Linked DNA regions of Mus musculus: region 2 is linked to region 1. A link is a loop called in an ENCODE intact Hi-C map of the cell type or tissue named here. Cell type or tissue: heart. All regions are shown on one strand. Each heading gives the region's core, and the rest is flanking DNA. Links, peaks and the distances in the headings are about the cores only. Region 1 holds the start of Gm46838 (a long non-coding RNA gene). Region 2 holds the start of Tmigd3 (transmembrane and immunoglobulin domain containing 3).

Region 1 (12,307 bases), core at 2,564-10,563:
TGTGTCAGGCACCACCTCTTGGTGGCACTCAGTTTCCTCATTGTCTAATGGGAGAACCTGGTTTTCAGAGTTCTGATCATCTGTGTTTCTCCCAAAAGAAAATGTTTAGATAGTTGTAGGAACATGGATTTTGTGCCACATTTGTCCTAAAGATATTTTTAACTGTAAACCACATTATGATTTCTATGCACCACTAACAAAGAAGAATCCCCACCAACTAAACTCTGACCAATGCTTTACCTGTAACCCGAAGACCCAGGAGTCCGCCACACCCACCGCCTCTGTGCTTTGAAGTAGGGGCCGATTCTTCCCACGCACTTCCCTCTGAAGGGCTTTGTGCAGCTTAGATTACTGTGTATGTGCATCTCACTAACAAAACACAACACCATTTTACCTGTGTCTTTCTTTCTCAGTTCCCTTAAGACATTTAGCTCTTGGTTTTTGTTTTTTTGTTTTTGTTTTTTTTTTTTTTTTTCAAAAAAAGTAACAATAACAATTTTAATCATTTCCTCAATGGTGACTATGCTTTCTGAGCATAAAACCCACATGGCTTTATTTCTTTGCCTCCTGCAAATACAGTGACTTTGCCTCTTAATGCCAACTCATAGTGCGATTTTTCGTAATTTAAACAGCAACTTAGCCCAACATATTATTACCAACAGTGTACTTAACTCAACTGAAGTCATGACAGCGTGAATAGCTATGATAAAATTTAAGCCTGGGCAGACCATGGCAATGACGTCATGACTACAGTCTGACTGACATTGGTGTAAGCAGTCTGACTTCAGAGATGCTACCCATAGAAGAGAGCGATGTGGGAAGAGGATTGAAAGTATATTTTAAAGCTGATGAAAGAGAAGTCTTATTCACTACCAGTCACAGTGTTTTGGCAAATAGTAAGTCTTCAGCAAACATTTTCTTACATTGTTGAAGACCTAAATGAAAGGTTGGATAAATACACAAATGAATAGTTGACTGGGAATTCTGAAAAGCACCTCTCTACTATGTTATTTAAGATTTTATTTGTGTTTTAAAATTATGTGTGTGTGTGTTTCTGTGGTGGTTTGAATGGAAATGGCCTCTATAGAATCACAGGGAGTGGCACTATTAGAAGGTGTGGCCTTGTTGGAGTAGGTAGGTGTTAGAGGAAATGCATCACTGGGGGTAGGCCCTGTGGTCTCAGATGCTGAAGGCAGGCCCGTGGCTCCCAGTCCCTTCCTACTGTCTACAGATCTAGATGTAGAACTCTCAGCTTCTTCTCCAGCACCATGTGTGCCTGCATGCTGCTATGCTTCCCACCATGATGATAATGGACTAAACCTCTGAACCGTAAGTCAGCACCAATTAAATACTTTCCTTTATAGGAATTGTCATGGCCATGGTGTCTCTTCACAACAATGAAACCTTGATTAAGACAATGTGTATGTGTATATGTGCAGTGCCCACTAGGCCAGAAGAATCTTATAAACACTCTAGAGCTGGATTTACAGGCAGTTAGAAGCCATTGAACATGAGAACCAAACTCATTTCTTCTGGAAGAGCAGCAATCACTCTTCATTGCTGAGCCATTTCTCCGGCTGTCCTCTGCCCCACTTTTAAGCAGAGTCTTAAGGCTGGTCTGAAGCTTGCTACGTAGACCAGGCTGACCTGAAACTCACAAAGATCCACCTCCCTCTATCTTCTGAGTGCTGGAATCAAAGGTGTGTGCCTCCACACCTGGCTCTCCAGGTCTCAATCTATAGCCAGACTTGGCCTGGAATTCATGTTGGTCCTCCTTAATCAGTCTCCTGAGTGCTGGGATTGTAGATACCTGAAGAGAGATTTCTTTTTCAATGGGAAATTGCCATCCATCCTTAAGTCACCAGGTCAGCCTGGAGCCTCTCTGCTCCCATCTGGTTTAGTTTTACTTCTCTCTCCCTCTGTGTCTTTAACAGACTGAAACTCCAAGGTCACGTAGATTATCCAGTTATCTTAGATTACATGCTTACACAAGTAGCCTTGATTTAGCCTGCTCTCAGACCTCTTCTTCCTTGACCTTTTCAACTTTTTATAGTGTCCACCCCTGCTTACTGGCTGGATGTATCTGCTTTACATAGCTACCAGCCATGCAGATTTTCAAGATCAGTCTTCAGGTAACCCTTGAGCAGCTGCTAATCTGTATTTCCTGCCTCTCTTCCCAGGTGCTCGCTTATCCATCTCTGTTCTTGCTTCAAGCCCTCAACCTGGTCACCTTCAAGTTCAGCAATCAGCTTACTTCCTGCTTCATAAGAAAATGACTGTCACTCCATTGGCTCCCAAACTACCTAGCCAGCTCCTAAGCATGCTGTAGAACTCGGCCCTTTCCTCTTTCTCTCTTGGACTATTCCTATGTCCATGAAGGTCTCATTCTATGAACTGATCCCTGGATTCTTTTCATCCAACTTTCCCCATTGCTTGGTGTTTCCTGGCAGTAAATATTCTGATCTCTCATTGAAATCCAGTTAGGCATAATGGTGCATGCCTTTGAGCCCAGCACTCAGGAGTCAATGGCAGGTGGATCTCTGTGAGTTCTAATTCAGCCTGGTCTACACAGAGAGCTCCAGGACACTTGGGAGTATGTAGAGAAAACCTGTCTCAAAAAAATAAAGAAATAAATAAAAACAAAAAATAAAACTTGCAGCTCTCCATTCTCCCAGCTCTAGCTGCTCCTCTTTCAACTTTTCTGCTTCTTACAGTTGTCTTCATGTTCACCCCAACTCACTTGAAAGTCTGCAACAATCTGGGAAAGGTGCCCCCTTTGCTGATAAACTTGTCTTCTAAGTTTGCTAATTACCTCTGTCCAACCTTACTATCCCTGACTGACCCCTCCTTTTCAATTTATTTAGAACTCTACAACCTTCCTCCTTGACATCTCTTTCCTTTCGGCTTTTCCCCCACTTTTCATGTATTTCTCGGTGTGAGTGTGTGTGTGTGTGTGTGTGTGTGTGTGTGTGTGTGTGTGGCTTCTTATGTGTGACTATGTGCACATGCTCAGGCACAGATGCATGTGGAGGTCAGAGGTTAACCCGGGGTGTCTGTCCTTGGTCATTCTCCCCTTTATTTTTTGAGAAAAGATCTTTCAGTTAGCTCATTTATTAAGGTATGCTTGCTTACAAATGAACTTTGGGGTTTCGCCTGTCCCTACCAGACATTGCTGGGGTGATGGGCTCCACACCCCAACACCAGCTTTTTGCATGTATTCTGAAGATCCAAACTCAAGTCCTTGTGCTTGACACTTTACCAGCGGAGCCAACTTGCTGGCCTTGCTTTATTCTTTGGTCAGTCAAGACTCTTTGCTTTGAGCTTTTGGTGCTGCCTGGCCTATTTATGGGCTTTCTTTGGTGATATTCTATCAAACAAACTAATTCCACATATCACCTACACCTTCAAGTCAGCGTGTCCAACCCAACTCTTTCTACATCAATAACAAGTCATCATCTTTGCCTGTCACCTGCCACTCTTCATGCAAGGTACTCAGCATCACTGTCCACATAAGCAGCAAGTTAGACATGTATCCATTCCCTTGGATTTACCCCTCTCTCCCCTACAAACCTGATCAGATACTCAGGTGTAGGGCTCTGTGACCTAAGATCTCTGGATCCCTTCTCATTGCTTCTACTTAAGCTGAGGACTTTGTCCGCTGTCACTTGCATCAGAGCGCTCTGCTAATTGCTTCTTCTCTACCCCACCTGCCACACTCTGCCAGTGGCCAGGTGACTTCTAGAGCAATCTTTAGAGTGGATATGAAACCAGAGTGAAGCAGCTGTTTGCATGCTTAAGGTACTTTGCTGTTTCCCAGGAACCGCAGGAGAGAACTGATCCTCACAAGATCCTTTATGTCTGCCTGCCTGCAGCTTGAAAGTCTTCTTCTATCAAGTTCTCAGCATACTTTCTTCTCATACTTGACTGTACACACATGTTGCTTCACTCCTGAACCTCCTGACACACTCTCCAAGCCTCTCTCGTCTGGTGCAGATCAGCAACTGTTGAATGCCCTGCCTTAGCATCTCTTCCTCTAGGGAGAGTCCTTCCATACTCTCCCCAAGTTGAGAGTATATGTGGCCCACCTGCTTGTGTTTACAATGCAAACTCCATTACTACATATCACCAGCCCTAAAGAGCCTTCTCATTAAGGATTGGTCCCTGTCTTTGTTCTATAAGAACAAACCATACACAGACCTAGGTCTCTCGTATCATCACTGATTAGCCCATAGGTCTGTCCTCTATGAATTGTAGTAAAATAAAATATATCACTTAGTTTTCTTCTCCTCACCCCATACTGAGAGTTGAACTTAGAATCTCACAGATGCTAGGTGAGCACTCTATTCCCACCCAATGTAAATTAATGAATTTCTAGTCTAAAATTAAGTCAAGCAAGTAAAAGACTGTTTATATCAATTGAGGTAAAATTTGTAGATAAACTAAGTTGTAATAATTGTGAAAGGAATGTAAGAAACATCTTCTTATAGTTAGCTATGTTTATTTATTTATACCTTTGGGTTGTAGCATCCTTTTAAGTATTAATACAATTATTACTAACATTTTATCTTTTTTCCTTGATTTTTTATTTACAGTTTGTTTCGTTCTTGAGACAGTCTCTCATTCTGTGATGGCCTCAAACTCACAGTCATCCTTCTGCCTTAGTCTTCTAGGTTTTGTATTTTCAGATGTGAGCCACTACACTTGGCTTATTTTCTTAAGGACATAACTTTTTAAGTGGAAAAAAACCCCTAGTTTACTAGGAAAACACCTTAATCTGAATGTATCTACATTCCAATGGAGCTTGCTATATGAAATAAGAGTCCAGGCACTGTGGTGGACTTTAGCTAGCTTATATTTTCCCACTTTGTTGTGTATTTGAATTTCTCCGAGGTTTCATCCCAACCTACCTTTCACCATTACTCCGTGCTGGGTCATATTCCAGTGCAGCTGAGCTTCTAAACACTCCCAGAGCTGCTCTATTTTCTACAGTGCACTGTTTCCTCTGCCTGGGCCTGGCTTCACTCCATGGAGAATCTCTTGCCCCGTTCCCACCTGCTTACCGACTAAGCACAACTCAAGTGTTAACACTTCTAATGCTTCTCTGATTCCTTTCACCCTCTCTAGATCCACATGTCATTTCAGACCTCTTATTATATCTGGTTTTACTTTTTAACTTGTCAGGAGCAAAAATTATTACAAATTAGGCTGGGAAGAGCACAGTGCTACTTTGCCGAGCATGCACAACCACACCTTGGGTTCAATCCCAGCACTGCAAAAACAAACAAACCAAACCAAACCAAACCAAATGTTACTTTAAAGTATTAGTTTTAATTTTATACTGAGGTTATTTTTCTAACTATTTTTGTTCTTTTGTTTGTTTATTTTTCGAGACAGGGTTTCTCTGTGTATCCCTGACTGTCCTGGAACTGGCTCTATGGACCAGACTGACCTTGAATTCAAACATCTGCTTGTCTCTGCCTTCTGAGTGATGAGATTTAAGTTGTACGGCACCACCACCCAGCCTCTATTTTAGCTCTTGAAGACAATATATAACTCCCAAGAGAAAATATTTGAAGTGCAGTGAAAAATATCTTATATTCACCTTGACACCCTTAGTTCTATATTACTCACTTCAGGTGATAGATAAAGTATTATATGAATAGTTCTATTAATCTCTTTAGTCTCATATACTGCTATTTTGACTATATATATATGCATATATATGATCTCTGATGTAGTTATGAAAGAAGTTGCCTAGGGCTTTCCTGGGAACTATGTTCTTACTAATGGAGTGTTCTATCTGCATCGTCAACTTTCCTAGTTCTTGTCCATACTGCCCTCAGTACCAGGCACTATTCTATGCTGTGGAGATTAGGCTTGTAAATAAAAGGAGCTTCCTGATCTTGTGCAAATGCATTCTAGGGGAAGTGGAGTGGGTGCAGATAACCCATAGAGCTATATCTTTCCCACATCTTTGCCAATATTTAGACCTTTTTGTCTTTAATTTTACTTATCCGACATATAAAATGATTGATTTAATTTTAATTTGACCATTTGGCTTATCTCCAGTTATTAATACACTTGACCAGTGATTTCTAATTTTAATTTTCCAAGATTAGCATGTCATTTTGGTTTGTTGTTTGTTTTCAGTTAGGGGAATTTTTGAGATGGGTCTCAATATGTTACCCAGGCTGGCCTTGAACTTGTGATTTTCATGCCTCAGTTTCTCTGGTGCTAGGACACAATTTATGATGCTATACTTGGCCAAAACCTTTTTTAACAATAAAAAAATATTTTTAGTTATGTGTATATGTGTGTGCGGGGGTGGGGGGGTAGGCATGTGTAAGTATGTACAGGTACCCAAGGAAGCAGAAGCATCAGGTTTCCTGGAGATGACATTGCAGGCTATTGTGGGCCACCTGATATGGATGCTGGGAACCAAACTTGGATCCTCTGCAAGAGAAGTAGGTGTTCTTAACCACTGAGCTGTCTTTCCAGATCCTAGAAATATGTTTTGTTGTTGTTGTTTGTTTGTTTGTTTTTTTCCAGGAGTGAAGGGTTGAGAAAAGGTCTAAGTATGTACTTTTAGCTGGCCTGGAACTCACTATGTAATCAGGCTGGTCTGGAAATCAACAGAAATCTGCCTGACTCTGCCTCCCAAGGGCTGGGATTAAGGTGTATGCCACCATAGCTAGTGAAACACACACACACACCCATTATCTTTACAGTTTCTAATTATTGGTTTCTCCTATTTAGGATCACATCTGATATTTACATTTTAACCTTGTATGTGTGGATTTTGGTATGCTGTTATTATAATAATTTGTAGTTTGTCTTGAATTTCCTAGGTAGATAACCATATTGATTGTAAATAAAATTACTTGTTCATTCCTTTTAAATTCTTACATGCTTAATTTCTTTTTATCATGCAGTTCTTGCTAGGACCTCCAGGGCTGAGCTTGTAGACATCAGGGATAGTCTCATACTATTTCATGATTAAGTCAGCACATACATTCTATTGTATACATTGCAAATGTATGGTGGATACCACCTAACAAGCTAAGGATGCTTCTTCTATAACTATGCTGATAACATCTAATGTAAATTAAATTTCAGAAAATGTTTCCTCTCCATACATGGAAATGATCACTATTTTTCCTTCTTCAAGGTATAAAGTAGCAAATTAATATGTTTTCTAATGTTCTAATTGTGTTCTGAGAGAAGTCTGAACTTATGTTAATTCTGATTCACTGCTGGATTTAATTTTCCATACGTTTGGGTTTTTTTAGGAATTTAACATCTGTATTAAATGAGAAATGGGTCTATAAATTTTCTTTTTGTCCTTTTCCTTTGGTACCAAGATCATCCCAGCATCCTACAAAAAGTTGTGGTCAATCTCTCTTCTCTGCTTCTTTATCTGTGTGCTGGAGTAGATTTATAAGACTGGGGAAACTTTTTCTTAGGCATTTGGCTACATTTACTTACAAACCTCTCAGTCCCTTGTGTGCTTTATTTTTACTTTATTTTGTTTTGTAGTTGGATGTTAAGTTACAAGTACAACTGCTTAGAAATAGCTGTAGTTCTTAAATTAGATTTTCTATTTCTTCTTGAGTCCACTTTGGTAAGTTTCATTTTTCTAAGGAACTGGGTATGTCATGTAATTGTTCAAATTTACTTGTATGAGGTTTATGACATTCTTCTTATTTTATAAATTCTGTTATATATGTATATGCATATATAAATGATTTTCCCTTTTAATCTATCTCAATTTTATTAGTCTTTACTGCTTGCCAAATTCTGTTTTCTTGACAGTTTCTATTATAACTTATTTTAATTTTGACTTCTATTATTTAGCATTTGCCTCCCTCTGCCTTCCTCTGTGCTGCTATCCCTTTATCTTGAGCTCAACACTTACAGCTCCTTAATTTCTGATTTCTTAAAATTTCTAATGAAGCTTCTTTCAGGAGAACCTGGGAACATATTTTTATTTGTTATTTGCCACTGTACACATTTTCTAATTTTAGTTATGATTTGTTTCTTCATTTGTATGATTATACCTAAAGCTACTTAGAATTGTGCTTTATTGATAGAGACTGGAAGATCTCTGAGTTCGTCTATAGAAGGCATTCCAGGTTGGCCAGGGCTACAGAATGAGGCCCTGTCTCAAAAATTAAGTAAAATAAAATAAGTCAGGTATTTGGGTTTTGTGTTGAAGTTCTTTGTTCCCCCTGAGTTTTGAACCTAGAGCTTTGTGATGCTAAGCACGCCCCCTACCACTGCACTGTATCTCTAGCCCATGATTTACTCCCAAGGCTATTTGAAAGTGATGTTTTTTAATTTGTAAATGCATGGTATTATTATTTTTATTAATTAAAAGGATGTAATCTCCATGGTACTAAAGTCTTGTTGCCTTGGACTGTGATGGCATGAGCCATCAAAAACCTGGATCTTTCTTCTAGCCCATCAAATACTTGGCTTCATTTGCATACTGCTTTGTGTTTCAGTTTCCAGAAAAGTAGTTGCTCTTAGCAGCTATATGCACTCTCTACATCATGAACATCCCAGCCTCATGAGAAGGAAGCAAGAGCCCAAAGTCAATAACCTCAAAATTCAACATGAGTTGTCCTTAATAGCTCCTTTCTCTCCGAATTCAAGAGTTCAGCTGAATTCTGGAATCACTTCTTGGAAGCAGCCTCTAGCCCATGCCCCAGCTTTGGACCTGGACAACTGGCTCTAATATTCAGTATTGGGGAGAATATTTGTCTGATAAATGAATGCATAATTAGAAAGGAATGGATATGCCCAGTGGGTTCTCATTCATTTTGTAAGCCTTAAACTACAATCAAAGGACAAATATCACAAATAGTAATTTTATATTTATTCCAAAGAGACTGGAGCTGGAACAAGGCAAGTTAGCAGCAGAAGCACCAGGAATGGAGCATCCCTAAGGAGAAAGATTTGTAACCATATTCTGAAGCCTTTCAAATGCATTCTCCAAATCCTTCTGGACGACCTGACATGTAGTTTCTAGGTTTTGTTTGCTTTGTGGTTGCTGGGAATTGGACCTAAGGCATACTAGGCAAGCATTCTACTATTTAGCTGTAACCCTGGCTCACACATGTCTCTACTGTTCATGCAATGTCTCCCTGTTCTAGATAGCAGCCACTCCATACCAAAATCAGTCCACAGAACAAATCCAGATAGATGAGATAAAGGTTCGCACACATTTTGGAAGCAGGGGTCAGAGAACAGGGAATGATCAGATTGTGTGTTGTAGGCTGGGCTTAACTCTCAAGTAATTGTGCTTTCCACCCTGTTCTTGGCCAAGTCAACTCGGCTTGGGTGTGGTTGCTTAAAAATATTCCCAAGGAGCAATGACGCTTCCCCTGGATGCCTGAACACATCATCTCTGTTGTTGAGAACTTGTGGCTGTGTGTCCAGGACTCTCAATGAAGTTTTAATCAAAGCCGTGCTTCCTTTCCATTGTTGCTTTTGGAGTGGCCTTGCTCAGGAGCGCTGGCGTGGACAACAGCACCTCCGTTGACCTTTTCCACAGCAGTCCTTGAATTTCTGCCCCACCCCCTCCCATCTGCTGGCCCTACTTCCTCTCTTCTCTATTTTGGCACCACTGGGAGTGGCTCTTCTCAGTAAAGTGGCTGAAGGGTAATGAACCCAAAATACCTAAGTAGCAAATGAGTCACCGAACTTCCACAGCTGGCTGTGTTGTGGGTAAATAGCAGAGAGGAGGTAACTGCAGGGGTGGGGGTGGTAGAGGTGGCTGACAGCAGGCTGAGGGGGTGGGTGGAGGGGGCAGAGAACTTGGTTGGCTTGCCTAGGTGAGATCAGCACTGTGGCCTATCACACCCTGACTGACTCAAGCTAAGCCCAGGCCCCCTGGGAACTGCTAATACTGGGCTGTCTAGTAAATCTCAGCTGGACAAGGCACTACACTGATAACCCTCTTTTGCGTCCAAGTTCTGAGTCTTGGAGTTTGGAATTCTCTAAGTTGCTACAAGGCTGCTAAGCCAAAATGGTATTTCTCCAGGCCAGCCCATTTTTAGATTTATGATATCTCAGTATCAAGATTTAGGACCAAATTTAATTTAATTTTCTTTTGTATTGTTTTGTTTGCTGCGCTTTAAAAAATGATAATCTCCTCTCTCCTTCTCTCTTTCTCTTTCTCACTCCCCCTCTCCCTCTTCCTCACTTTCCTCTTCCTTTCTCTCCCCTCCTGTGTGTGTGTGTGTGTGTGTGTGTGTGTGTGTGTGTACCTGTTACTGCATGTATGTGAAGGTCAGAGGAAAACTTCTGTAAGGTGGGCCTCTCCTTCTCCCATGTGAGTTCTGGGGATTGAAGTCAGGTGGACAAGGTAAGCAGAAAACGCCTTTTTTCGCTGAGCCATCTCAGGAGCCCTCACTGAGCTTTCTAGAATGTATCTTTTGCCTAAAACTTTAACTTGAAGTATAATAGTGCAGCTGAGATGCCCAGTCCAGCATTGTGATGAACTAAGAAGCTGCTGAGACATTTCTGGTTGCTGCCTCATCAGGACAGGACCAGCTTTGCCTCTGAGAACCTACTCGGTGTCTGTCCTGGTGAGAACCTACTGGGTGTCTGCCTGTCCTGGTGAGACCCTACTGGGTGTCTGTCCTGGTGACTTAGGAGATGATTCCTGCTTCTTGTTTTTCTAAACATAAAAAAACCCCGAGTGGGCTAAGCCCTGAGCACTTGTCTAATGGTCTGATTTCATGGAGAACAATCTAGTCAGCCACTCTGCTTCTAAGACCTAAACTGACACAACAAGAAACAAGGGAGGGAGGGAGGGGGTAGAAGGAGAGAAAGGAAAATGGAGAGAGAGGGGGAGAGGACAAAAAAGTATCTGTGCAAAAAACTAGGACTAAGAAGCATCCAGGACTCCTAATGTGATATGACTGCAAGAAGAATTTTGAAAACAAAAAGAAACATTAAAATGTCCTCTGAGAAAGATGATATTAGATCATGGGGAAGACAGGATCTGATCACTCGCTGTCTGCTTTCTCCTTTAGTTCAAAACCAGGAACTTCTGGAGCTAACTTTCAAACAGAGACAAAGTTAGTTGATTCAGTGCTGTTCCGCTTGACTTGCCCCTGCAGTGGGGCCTGGTGTCAGTCTAATGCTTATCTCCTGTAGCTCCCCCACCCCCAGCCCGCATAAGTGGAGAACCAGATGCCATGACTTGGAAGGAGAAACCTTGATCTCACCCGAGAGTGGGAAGACACAGGCCACATGACTTGGCAACTAAAATGAAAACAACTCGAAACACACACACACACCACCACCACCACCAGCACCACCAGCACCACCAGCATCACTACCACCACCAGCACCACCAGCACTACCAGACTTCAGTCTTAATTGAGGCATAATTTCTGGTTCCTATTTAGTTATTTGGTTTCTGAAAACTCCTCCCTTTTGCACACCAACTAGAAAGCAGCTGAGAATTCTCCTTGGAAATGAATGGTTCATTTGAATCATCTTGGGAAAGTGTATATTTCTTATTGGAAGTCTTCATTTAAAAATGCTTTTCAAAACTAAACAATCAATACACACCTGCAATGAAAATACAATAAGACCATTCTCAAAATTAACTATACTTTCAAGCCTCACACAATAACTATTTTTTTCTTTTTTGAGACCAGGTTTTACTACATATCCCTGGGTGTCCTGGAACTTGCTATGTCTGATCTTGACTTCAAAAATCTACCTGCCTCTGCTGAGACTAAAGACAATTGCCATCACACCTGGCCACACACTAACATTTTATGAATATTTTCTTCTGATCTTTCCATGGGCACAGACTTAGTCATTTAACACAGTTAAACTCATTCTGAATGCATAAAATTATATACCATTTTCTCTGTTATATGGTAACGTATCCAGTCATGATTGTTTATTATTTTTATTTATTATTATTGTGTGTGGGTGTGTGCTGTGTGGAGGTTATAGAACAACTTTGTGGAATCAGTTCTTCCTGCTACCTCTACATGGGTTCTGAGGTTCGGCCATCACATTGCCAAGCTTATGCAGCAAGCATCTTTACCTGCCAAGCCACTTTACTGGCTCATCAACTATGGTTATTAATGGATACAATCAACATTAAATAATCAACATTTCAATTAGTCAGTGTTTGTGTTTTGGACATTAAATTTGTTTCCATAATTTTTTTTTAAAGTATGACGTTCAAAATTTGGAGACTTAAAAAGATTTCACATAAGCTTTACAATTCAACGATTTGGTAAGTCCCATTAGCATTTGTTTCAATAACCCAAAA
Region 2 (12,307 bases), core at 1,542-9,541, 48 kb before region 1:
CTAGACAGGTCCCACCTTACAGCCTAGTCCGTCTGCCAAATGCTAGGATTACAAACATAAGCCACCATGCCCAAGCTAATTTGGACCTAATGGGCAAATTACACCACTGTTTGTGACACTGAGAGATGTGTAATTGAAGAGACCACTAGGCACATAATTATTAAGTTACCGGAGCACTAATTCATGGTAGAATGAGGCTATCCCAAGCCTAGGTTTCCCTTATTGCTTGTTTTGTTTTGTTTTTCTCTGCTTCCTTCCAATGGCTTCATGAGTTTCCCTCTTCTTTAGTGGCCTCTATAGTCATGTGCTGTACATTAGCAAGCCAGATCTTCTTGCATTCCATCTTCAAATATTGAGGGCAAAACTAGCAACAACTGCAAGTAACCTCTCCAGGAAACCATTAAGATATTTCAGAGATGGGATTCTTGCCGGAGCTGGCTTACTTTCCTTTATGAGAGAAACAGCCAAGAGCAGGTGGCTGAAGTCTGAAGGCCTTCGCCACCTTTAGCAACTATGCAGTCATCAATCTCGGGAGCCTCTGCATCAGTGTCCCCCAAGGACCCCCGACTCCTCACAACGGAGAGTTTTCATAAAAGTGGTGATCCCTCGCCCAGGTCAGACAGTAAGTAGCAAGAGAGTCTGTGAGCCAAGAATTCGAAAGGCTGGCACTTCTAGGAATGGTAGAACTTGGTGATGCCTCAACTACATAGACAGTAGAAAAGAGGAAGATTTGTGCTAATGACACAGAAACTGCCTCTGCAGGGCTTGTTCCATGAAGTGATGAGGCCATTTCTGTGAAATCCTTCTCTTCCCAGTTACATCTTAACATGACGTTTTCAAACTGCAGGTGTTGAATTGTGAAGTCAACGCTAAGGATCAAGACCATGGAATATTCTCAGTTTAAGTGGAAGAAAATGGGTATGTCGGGCTCCACAGCACATAGGAAGGGCATTATTATTTGGGTTGTCTGATTATTAGTGAGTATCAGTCTAAAATGAATTCCATTTTGTTTAAACTTGCATTGATGTGCAATGCAGCGCACATGAAGTACACATTTTGGTAAATCATGGCATACGTTTATTTCTATCACTCATTACAACCACCAAAGTAAGCATGTCTCCCAGAGTCTCTTCCTTTCTCTTCATAACCACTCCCTCACTCTTCCTCACTGCATTCTCTATGGACCCGTGGTCTGTCAGTATAGATTAATACATGTTCCACAGTCTTAACTTTGCGTTCATGTCTACATACACTTCAAGTTGGCTTGTAGATGGTGTAAGGTAAGGGCTGAACTTCACTTGATTGCATTCAGTGCTCTTGGTTGAAAAGACTGTCCTCTGCCCATTCCGTTGCTTTGACACCATTCTTAAAAATCAGTTAGCTGCATGTGTGGGTCCATCTCTGTGGGTTCCAGAAAGCTGCTGTAATTCTCCTCTCTCTGCCTCCCCAGTGCTGGCATTATATAAGCATGCCACCATACCCTACTTTCGTACATGAAATCTGGGGAGTCAAACTCAGGTCCTCAGACTTGCACAAGCATGCCCTTTATCAATGGAGACACCTCCCTAGCCCCTTGAAAAAGTCATTTTTGAATGGTATTGTTGCTGCTGAATTGTGCTATGCTTTGGATGTGTTCTGCACTGTACATGCGCAATGGTGTGGATAAATGAGAACATAAGGAATGCCCTTATGAAGTCATGAGGATGCTCTCAAGAATTATTGTCTGAGTTGTAGGGATGAGTTCCTAGTAAAAGGATGTATTCCACACTCCCCAACAACCAACACACAAACACACACACACACACACACACACACACACACACACACACACACACACACACACACACTTTTGCTCTTCTTCCTACCCAGGTGTCTTGTAATCAAGAAAGTCCTCACCAGCAGGAAATTCTTCACATGTGCAAATCATCCCAGTTTGGGTGTTCTTTTATAGGCCCATAAGACAAATTTGTGTTTGTTTTCTTGCTTGCTTGTTTTGTTTGATTGTGGTTTTATTCTCCATGGGGGAGGTGAGGTACAGTGGTATGGTAAGGCCCAGTCTTGCTTTGTAGCTCTAGCTGGTATGGAACTTGCTTTGTATGAAGCAAGTTACATAATTATCAACTTGGCAGAAGTTAGAATTACCTGGGTGATGGGCCTCGAGGCATGCCCGTGGGAAAGTATCTTGTTTCTGTTAACTGAGGTAGGCAGACAAGATCCTGATTAGGTTAATCGGGTGGGGAAGACCCTCTGTGGGTGGCACCATTCCCTAGCTTGCTCTCTGATTGGCTGAAGATCTCTTGCTGCTTTGGCTTCCCTGCCAAGACTGTAACCTCTGAGCCAGAATAAACCCTCTCTCTTCCTTAAGTTGTTTTTCTTGAGAGTATTTCATATCACCACAGAAGGAAGAGAAACTAAAACATGTTGCTCAGGCAGCATCCACTTTGAGGCAATTCCTCTGTCTCAGCTTCGCAAACCTTTAGGATTACATGTGTATATATCTCACCGCACCCAGCTATCTTTTTGCCGTCTTCCCTGTCCTCCAAATGCTCAGTCTATGCCTTCTTCAGGACAGAGGATGCATTAGAACCACCCCTTGACAACTGTCAGGGCGGCACAGACCAGCAAGCCCTACACTTCAGAGGGTGCAGGAGGATTGTGAGTTCCAGGCTAGTCTTGATTGCAGAAGACCCTGGTCTAAACCAAAACCAAAAACAACACAAACTTTATCTACGAATTCCATCAAAAGTGTCATTTCTGGTCTCTGTTTGGATGGCCCTCATTGTTAGTCGTATTCCTGTTTCTCTCTATTCCAGCTATGTTTTGGATTGGATAATAGGCCTGGTAGACTTTGTCTTGTTAGTATTAAGACATTTATGTCATCTCATAAATATACCTGATTTTCTAGAGCACAGCTAAATTACTTGGGAATAATTTTGTCCTTTCTGGGCTTCTGTTAATAGGGGAAATCACAACCACCTTTTGTCTAGGGATACTTCTGACCCATGACTAAGGACCTAGCTTTCTAAGCACTCTCACCCCAAACCCCACTAACTATGAAGTTTTCCACTCTGGCTTTTTCTGGGTAATTCTCCCCAAGCCTCAGCTAAATTCCCAATATGTGTGAGCTGACAAGCACTGACCAGGCAACTTCTGATCCCCCAGAGCGTTCCCTGGGACACATTGCCATTTCCAGTGCTTTCCTCTGCTGTCTCCATCAGCTCCCAGTTCCTTGTCCTGAACCCACTACCTGCCTTTCTCCTCCCTGCACCACAATGGTATATGGTTTCCACCCCAGGACCAGTGGCACTGAGGTGCATATTTTACATATCAAAGCAGACCTGGCCTCCAGGTTCTCCCAGCATCTCTCAGTCCCTACCTGTCATACCCTGACCCCAACCCTAAACTTTACCACCCCAGGGCAGGGCTGCCCTAGCCCAGAGGCTCTTTCCTATATAATCCAGGCATTTTGGCTTCTCTTGCTTCCTCTCTCTTCTCCTTCTCTTCTCTCTGCCCTTTCTCTTCCCTTTTCCCTCCATGGCAATTCCCCTGGCCTTGGTCCTTTGTGGCCAGCGATCTCGACTGAGAGCAGCTTCCCAATAAACCTGCCTTCAATATAATCTAATCTGTTTTGAACTGGCTCATTTCACTGGCAAACAAATAACCTAACAGATGGAGCCAAAACTCAGGGATCGAACCTAGGCAGACAGGCATGACCAGAAAAGAGTGTGAAAGAAATCGTTTTGCAAGAATCCAGGGAAGTGGCAGGGTTCTTAGGTGGAAATTTGGTGATGGGACCAAGGGACCTGCGCTGACCTGGGCCTACTTGGCGGGTCTCAGAGGGCGAGATAGCTTTGGGGCATTCCGACTTGAGTGACCATGCTGTCAGCAGGCAGGGCATGGCTTGGTGGACTGCCTCAGGTTGAGGCAGCTGAGAGACCAATGTCCTTTTTGACCGACTGCACTTAAAACACATTCCTGGCAGAGTTGGCTTAGGCCTGACCCCAGCAGGATGGGCATGGCCGACCTCCCTCTTCCCTCCTCAGGGATGCTCTTGGCCTCAGGGAAGCTACTAAGGCTTGGGCTGAGCCTATTGGGAAAGCTTGCTCGCCTCATCCAGGCATTAAAGACTTTAAAAGTCATTTTTACCAACTCCTGTATGGGGGTTTGAGAACCATCCTCACCACCACCCCCGCCCCCCAAACATCTGGCCAAGAATGAGAAGTAAAATGAGTATCAATGATCCCGTCCCCCGCTGAGGAGGCTGGGTTCAGGCGGGTATATAGGATCATGGACTCTGGTAATCGATTTAGAAAAGAGGTAATTCCAGTTGGGTTCTGTAGATGGTGTCACCTTGTTACCCACAGGGTGGGTCTGGTCTGTACACTGCCTGGCAGCTGCCTGAACCCATCCACACTCCTCAGGAGGAAGGGTGGAAGCCTGGATGACATAAAGGTCGTGACAAGTTAGGTCATAGGCCTGGCAAAGGTAGCAGAACCTTTTAATACAGTCGGATGGGTTGGCAGAGAAGAAACCTAGCCGTTTCCAACCTGGGGATAGGTCCTGCAGAGAAAAAGGATCATGGACTCAAGCAAACCACTTAGCTCCCACCACCTCCCAGAGTGGGCAGAGGAGAGCAGAGGCCTGTTTGGACCATGTGTGAGATGCCACAGGAGACACTCCTTGTGGAGCAGGCCAGTGTGTGGATGGAGACCAGGGTGTGGGGTGTGAGGTCACAGAAGAGGAAGAGAGCAGAGTAAGCATCGAGGCCGGAAGAGGATGGGGAGGAGATGGGTAAAGGGGAAGCTGTTGACCATCAAATGGAGCCTGTGAGGGTAAGGAAAAGGAAGGGACAGTGGGAAGAGACAAAGGAGGAGGGGGTGGGTAAGAGGGGAGAAGGTGGCCCTTGGCCTGTGTCTCAAGGGGTGGGGGAGGGAAGGTATTCTGTGAGGCAAGCAGAGAAAGAAAAAAAATGGAGTCAGGAGAGGTTGTGGGGTCCAGAGAGACTTGGCTCTAAGTCTGCCAAGGAATCCTTGGGGCCAGGGAACTTGCCCGAGCAGCTTCCCAATAAACCTGCCTTTAATATAATCTAATCTGGCTTGAATTGGCTCATTTCACCAGTGCAGAAATAACCTATCAGATGGAAAACTTCCCTAATAGCAAGCCTGCTAACTACAAGTCCCACTTCCTCTGTTTTTGCTTCCTTAGGAAGCGCTTTCCAAAACAGCCTGATAAGATTAGCATCAGAATACTGTTGTCTTACGCATTTTGTCCAGTTTATGACATGGAAGGTAAACTTGGCTCCTCTTACTCTATCTTGGTCAGAAGTAAAAGTCTCCAGTGTGTTCTTTGTCTATCTGGGGGTGTGTTGTAAACAGTACTGTCTGCGACATTACTCACAAGTAGTGAGTGCATTTCTACCCACGCAAAGACTGAACCAGCTGTGAAGTCTCTTTTCTCAGAATCATCCTCATTTGCCCTTCTGGGGGACTCCATAACTTAAGTAAAGATGAGACCTTGATTCAAGTGGCTTAGATCCCACACTCAAGACCAAGGAAATCACACCCGGCTCTTACAAATACACAGATGAGCTTTGCCAGGAGTAGACGCTGTCGGCAGAGATACATGTCTCAGGTGCCCATCATCTTGATGGATAGATAGCAGTGTTCAGGCAAGAGGACCTCTGGCTTGGCACGGGAAAGAAAGAAGGATCAGCCTGGCACACCTCACAGACCGCTGGACACAGCTGGCGTGAATTCAGTTCTAGACGTACGGAAGTAAGATTGAGGCTTTGAGTCTTCTAGGAGCTCATGGTACTTAGAAGCTGAGTGAGTGTCTCTTCTACGACATGTCTACAAGTGGTACTTATAGCAGGGAAGGCAGGGAAGAGGAGACACTGTGCCCTGTAACATATACATGCTTATACTACAGTTTGCTCACTCGTTAGAGGGTGCTTGGCTCAAATGCCACTCTTATCCATGTTTGAAAGGACCAGCTGGGGAAACACAATGTACAGTTTTAAGAGATTCAGATCAGAACAGACCTGAATTCAAATCCTACCCCTGAAACAAATAAGTGGGACTCCGAGCATCTCTAAGTCTCCATGTCACCATCTGTAAAATAAGGTAGCGTCTCATTGTGAAGAATGTTCTGTAGGAGTCTTGACTCACAATATTCACTCAGAAAACAGCTGTCGTCACTATCCTAGCAGCTATTTGAGGAAGAAATGGTGACAGAGGTGATACGTCTTCACTTGTCAAAGGAAGGCGTGCCGTGTCCTAAGATGAAGATCATCTGAGCATAGGTGGTGGTGATGGTGGGGGGACAACCCAGTCTTGTCTTTACTCCAGAAAGACTCCAGTTATTAGAATATTGTAAGCATGTCTGTCCTTGGGCCTGCTGACAGTCCTCTCAGACTTACCTTTCTCTGAAGACTCAGTCTTTCCTATAACAGTGGCCTCTGCCCAGGCCCTGGAAAGCAGGGTGAAGGCTGCTTTGGGTCACTTTCCAGGGCTGAGCATTGTCTGAAGCTGTGTACCAATGGCCCTTCCTCTAAAGCCCTCAGCCTGGTTCAAGGGCGAAGGTGGTTGAGCTTGATAGCAGACCAGGCAGAAGAGCTGCTGGGATCTGCTGGCACGGGACCAGGTTAGAGAGGCCTGTCACCAGGGCAGCTAAGTGTCCCAACAGCTGACGCATGACCCCTGCCCTGACAGGCTTCTGTGACCATGGGCGACGCTACTCATCCATAATAATCAACAGACAGGAGATCAACCTTCCCTCCAAATCAGCAGTTGGCCTCAGAGTGAAGCCAACCCTGTTCTGACTGGAATCCTCCAAGGGATCTCTGACCACCCTCTCCACCTCACCTAGAAAATTACAATTACTGATTAATTTTATAAATGTGCTAAATACTTCATTTCTGTGACCTGCATACACAGATCTGCCTCACCCCAAGACTTTATACTGAAATGTGGGTCCTTAAGGTTGACTGTGTTAAATATCTACTTCTTGGCCACACATCAACTCACAGATTGAACCCCACCCCTTCTTTGCTGACTCTTTCAGCTGCTCAGTTCTTTCTCCTTCTCCTCACATTCCTCTTTTCCTTTCCACTTATCAACCTGACCCAGTTCTCATTCTCCCTACTTAGAAACAGATCCCATGGGCTCTCTCCCTTTGCCTAAGGTCCCACTGACTCCACAGCCGTTTGTATCCCTTAATGGAAGAAGCACAACGTTGTAAATAAGTCATAATCTAATTTCAGGGTAACTCCTTCAATGGAGCTCTGGGTTCTATCCCCAGCATTGCCAAAGTGGGGGAGGATTATATTTTGTAAAAAGAAAATATCCCTTCCTCTTTTTCCAACCCACTTTCATACCTCTTGGCTAATGACAGTTTGTTGTGTGTCTGTTTAGATTTTGTTTACATTTACACACCACTTATAGGTTAGCCTATTGGCTAATAGTAGACCCTTGGGAACCGTAACACCTGAGACTGAATTCTGACCTTGTCATTTACTATTTCAGGAACATTAAAGAAGTGGCAACCTTTCTACTCATTAGTTTATCCATATAAGATTGATATAATAGTAATATCTACTATATAGATATTACTTGAAAAAAGTGTGTGTGTGTGTGTGTGTGTGTGTGTGTGTGTGTGTGTGTGTGTTGTGCACATGCCACCTGTGGAGGTCAGAGGGGAACTTGAGGAATCAGTTTTTTCCTTCCACAATGTGGGACTCAGGAATCAAACTCATATAATCAGGCTAGGAGGCAAAGCACTTTCACCATTGAACTATCTCATTGGCACCCACAGAGTTCTTTGAAAGACTAATAAGTTAAAGTAATGCCTGGTTATGTAGATGTAATCATTATATATTTTATTGTTATTTGTGTATTTTTATCTTTGTTACACAAATGGGACCACAATATGAATACAAGCATATGCCATCTCATAACATACCAAATGTATCTTTGAATACCAGTACAACCTCATACAGCATAATAACAGCAGGACATTCAATTGTCTTTGTGTAAGAATTGGATCTTCTTTTAAGTCCTAAGTATAAAACAGTATAAAAGGATGTGGGGGCAGTGCTGGAGAGATGGCTCAGTGCCCAAGAGCACTTGCTGCTTTTCAGAGGACCCAGCTTCAGTTTCCATCACCTACCTAGTGGCTCACAACCATCTGTAATTCCAGTTCCAGGGGATCCATGCCCTCATCTGACCTCTGCAGTTACTGCATGCAGTATACATACATGCAGGTAGGTAAAACACTCATGCTGCTTATAAAGATAGCATATGGGTAAATGACAGGGCCAGAGAGGGTGACCCTGGGACCCTGGATATCTGGTTTTCTCAATGCTGAGTTCCTAAAAAAAGCAGGGCTGGTCTCCCCCTATACCCTAAAGCTGCTGAGGGCACCCTGTCATACACAGAGGACTGGTAAGCTCTTGACTGTTTTTACTGATCAATTTTCATGTGTTCCTTTCCAAACATGGTTTTCTGACAGGCTCTTGAAAAGGAAGTCTTCTCCTCCTTGCCCCTTCCCATGACCTGGAATGGGAAAAACTGATCCCTCGGGGAAGGGCTATGTATAACCTGCCGAGAAAGTCTCAGGGAGTACCGAAATGACGCAAATACAAAAAAGAGGCAGAGCTGGGCATGGTGGTGAATGCAGGCAATCCAAGCACATGGAGACAAGAGCTTCTCAAGTTCAAGGGTAGTCTCAGCTCTACAGCAAGTTTCAGGCCAGCCAGAGCTATATAAGAACCCATCTCAAAGAAAAAAAGAGGCTACAGGGATAGTGCAGTCTGTAAGTGTTAGCCTTGTAAGGCACAAAGGCCTGTGTCCAATACCCAGAACTGATGTTTGGAAAAGAAAGACAGAACTTTAAAATGTTAGGTGTGAGCCTGGGCTTGTAATCCCTGCACTGAGGAGGCAGAGAAAAACGGATCTCTGAAGCTTTCTGCACAGCCAACCTAGCCAACTTGGTGGGATCCAATCCAGTGACAAGGCCCAGTTTCAATCAGAAAGGAAAAGAAGGTGAGGATGACACCTGGGGTTGACTTCTGCTCCCCCCCCCCATGCACACTTGCATATACATCTATGCAAATGCACATGCATACTTTCTTTAGATGAATAATAAATAAGTATGTGCATATATGAGCACATGAACGGTCAGGTGTGTGCTCTCAATGACACAACTACCCCTTACTCTCCACCCTGTTTCTCCTCCCATTATTTCCTACATATGCCTGGTGATCAGAACACAAAGGTGATGAATAGTTAGGAACTATACCCAGAAGTATAGTCATGGCTCTCCTGAATTCAGGAGGCATGAAACTTAGGTAACACCCCATTCACTGTAAATCAGTCCAGCATTTTGGCTGTAAGTAATGGATTTGGGAGCCAGACTCAATGATCTAGCAACTTTGTGACTTTACTCTTCTGTGCCTCAGTTTCTCCATTTTTTAAAATTTGGAATTATTTTTTTATTTTGTTTTTTTTTTATTAGGTATTTATTTCATTTACATTTCCAGTGCTATCCCAAAAGTCCCCAACCCGCTCCCCTACCCACTCCCCCACCCACCCACTCCCACTTCTTGGCCCTGGCATTCCCCTGTGAGTTTCTCCATTTTTAAGGTGTTGATGATAATAACACAGAGTCACACTGAGTATTATATGAATTCAATTCATTAAGTACCTTTAACAGTACCTGGCAGAGTCAAAACCAAATAAATGCCCATTTTATTATCACTGTGGTTAAATGCCTCTACTAACTCTCACCTCTAATCCTATTGTCTTTTGTAACAACTTGCTTAAGATTTACTGTTTAGAAATCATGCATGCACACATACACAAGCATGAACACATGGAGGAGTGCAGGGGAAAGAGGAAGGGAAGGGGGAAGGGAGGGAGGGAAGGAGAAATACTTAGAGGCTTGGTGGGGAGAAAATTTATCACTTTAGAAATTGTTCCCAACGAAAGGGTCAGGGCCATTTCAAGAATCATCTGATTAAGTCTGCGAGCAGTAGGCACAGAAATCCCTCTGGACTTCAAAAATCAGATGGGCATCTAGTCAAGTCATTCCTGTAGGGGGAGCTTACAAATTTAAACTGACATAGCAAAAGGAACCAAGCAGTCCAGGAATTCCATCATCTAAAATGGTTGTTGGGGGCAGGGCAAATGCTTAAAAGCAGGACAAAATGCTTAATGGCTTCTTGATCTACTGAATATCTTTATTATCTGATCTGATTGCTCTGTCACTTCCTGAAGCTGCGTGCTAACAGGGCTGAGACTCTCATTCATGAGCAGTGCATCTCCTGCTTCCTAGAGCTTATACCAGGGTGGATGAGAAGTATTCGTGTCCTCTAGAACAGAAGGAGAACCAAGGGGAAGTCCAAAAGGTGCTGGCTGTTGGACTCTGGAAAGCCAGTGGCCTGCTCCAGCCTCTGGCCATACAACAGCTTCATTGTATGAGGACAAAAAAACTTAACTGAGGCTTGCCTGCAAGCATATTTGAACTTGGACCTCTGGAGCAAGGGCTGGCAGCCAGTTTCCATGCCCAGACACGCCCCCTCCTCTCCTTCATTCTCTTCTCCATCTTTGCAAGAGCATTTAGTTCCATTTAAGTCCGGGAGACCTGGCAAAAACAACACTTGAAACGCCACTTCCATTTATGGCAATGGGATCCTCTATGCCAAGGAGACACAGCTTGTCAGCTCCCGAGTTCTTTAGACTCCGTGCTTCGAGCATCTGTCTTCTTTGCTTACACCAGCAAAAGGGCTAGACTTTTTTTTTTTTTTTGTCTTGTATATCTGCTTATTTATTTATTTTTTTAGGAGAATGACTTATCAGCAAAGGAACAGCATTCCAGATTCCTAAGACTACAGTGATCTTAGCCAGGCACACTGAGGTGAGGATACCAAAGCAGCATCTAAGAAGGTAGTCCCCCACTCTACCCCAGCCCCCAGCCCCAGATAAGCCATACTCTTGTCCTCCCTTTTTACTAGGTGTTAGCTTTATTAACATTTGCTATTCCGTGAATGCAACTAAGTCCTGAACTCAGGAAAGAAGAACGTTTTTTATCCTGCACAGTCGACAGAGGCTGGTTAATCTCTTGGTCTTTGAAGCCACGTCATCCCACACACCCTTCAGCCTGTCATTCCTTTTTGTCACTGGGGTCTGAATTCTTAGGGTGAGGTCATGTTTCAATTCTAACCTGTGGTTAGTTTTGGTGAGTTTGACACAAACCTCAACGTATCTGGGAAGAAAGAATTACAACTGAGGAACTGCCTCCATCACATTGGCTTGTGGGCATGTCTATGGGGGCATTTTCTCGATGAATGATTGATGTGGGAGGGCCCAGACCACTGTGGGTGGTGCCACTCCTGAGCAGGTGATCGTGGTTGTATAAGGAGTAGGCTCCTTACAGGATTCCTCTGTGGTGTCCCTGGGATTGAACTCAAGTCCTCAGGCTTGGCAGCAAGTACCTATACCTGCTGAGCCATCTAGTTAGGTCCTATTTTACCATAATTCTCCCCTTTCTCTCCCCTACCCCCGAACCCAATCTCTCTGACAAGCCCAAGATGGGGGGATTTGAACTCATGATTCTGCCTTGGCCATCAAGTGCTGGGATTACAGACATATAACATGACAGACACCAGTTCCACTCATTCTTGGTAAAGTTAAACTAATCCCTCTAGGTCTAGGATCAGGAGTCACCTACTCACTTTAAAAGTCTTATTATCCAATGTCGGGATAATATCGTCTCCTAACTCTGATCATTCACTTCCAGTCCAAGACTGATTGAAGGGCCGTAAGCATCTTTGCTTATCTGCTCTGCTTACCTGGATTCTCAGCGTTTTGAGCACGAGGATCATACTTTGCTCACCAGTGTTAATGTTAGCACATTAACCTAATACAGAGCTCTCCACATGTGCTTGATGAAGTCTAGCTGAGCACCTGAAGGCAAGCTGACACCCAGGCATCCTCCGGTGATGCGGGCTGCTATGTCAGCAGCAATTATGACACAGGTGCTTGTCTGTGATCAATTATGATCACAGAGCAGGCTTTTAAAGGGGAAACTTCTCTCTGGGAGAAATCAAAGCCATGTTTGCCAAAAAGTCCATGTAGCACCGTGAAGCCTCTTACAGCAAACTGTCAGAGAACTCTAGGCCTTTTGTGATGACTTGGAAAATTTTAGAAAGAAGGCAATTTAAACTTACAGTGTCTAAAAGAGCAATTTCAAGAAAATCAGTTTTATTTCACCACAACTAAGGAAGACATGTCTGATTTGGAATTCACAA

The links. A loop is a pair of places that touch in the nucleus more often than their neighbours do. Peaks named below come from ENCODE experiments on the same cell type or tissue, not always from the same donor. Only the 100,000 strongest peaks of a DNase experiment are listed, where the experiment ranks them.
Region 2: it touches region 1 in a loop (2.3-fold over the local background); 8 of 42 quality-filtered maps call a loop at or near these places.

What each region holds. Positions count from the first base shown.
Region 1 is chr3:105,823,194-105,835,500 of GRCm38, reverse strand. It overlaps Gm46838 (a long non-coding RNA gene), which reads left to right and starts at 9,648. Exons shown (of 2, transcript XR_001784065.2): 1 at 9,648-9,747. In heart, for the core only: a CTCF peak has its summit at 6,957; a DNase peak (open chromatin) is centred at 9,510; H3K27ac peaks cover 770 bases; H3K27me3 peaks cover 548 bases.
Region 2 is chr3:105,870,553-105,882,859 of GRCm38, reverse strand. Tmigd3 (transmembrane and immunoglobulin domain containing 3) reads right to left here and starts at 12,002. Exons shown (of 7, transcript NM_027025.4): 1 at 11,849-12,002. In heart, for the core only: no CTCF peak of the experiment used is centred there; DNase peaks (open chromatin) are centred at 4,749, 6,609 and 8,609; H3K27me3 peaks cover 1,541 bases.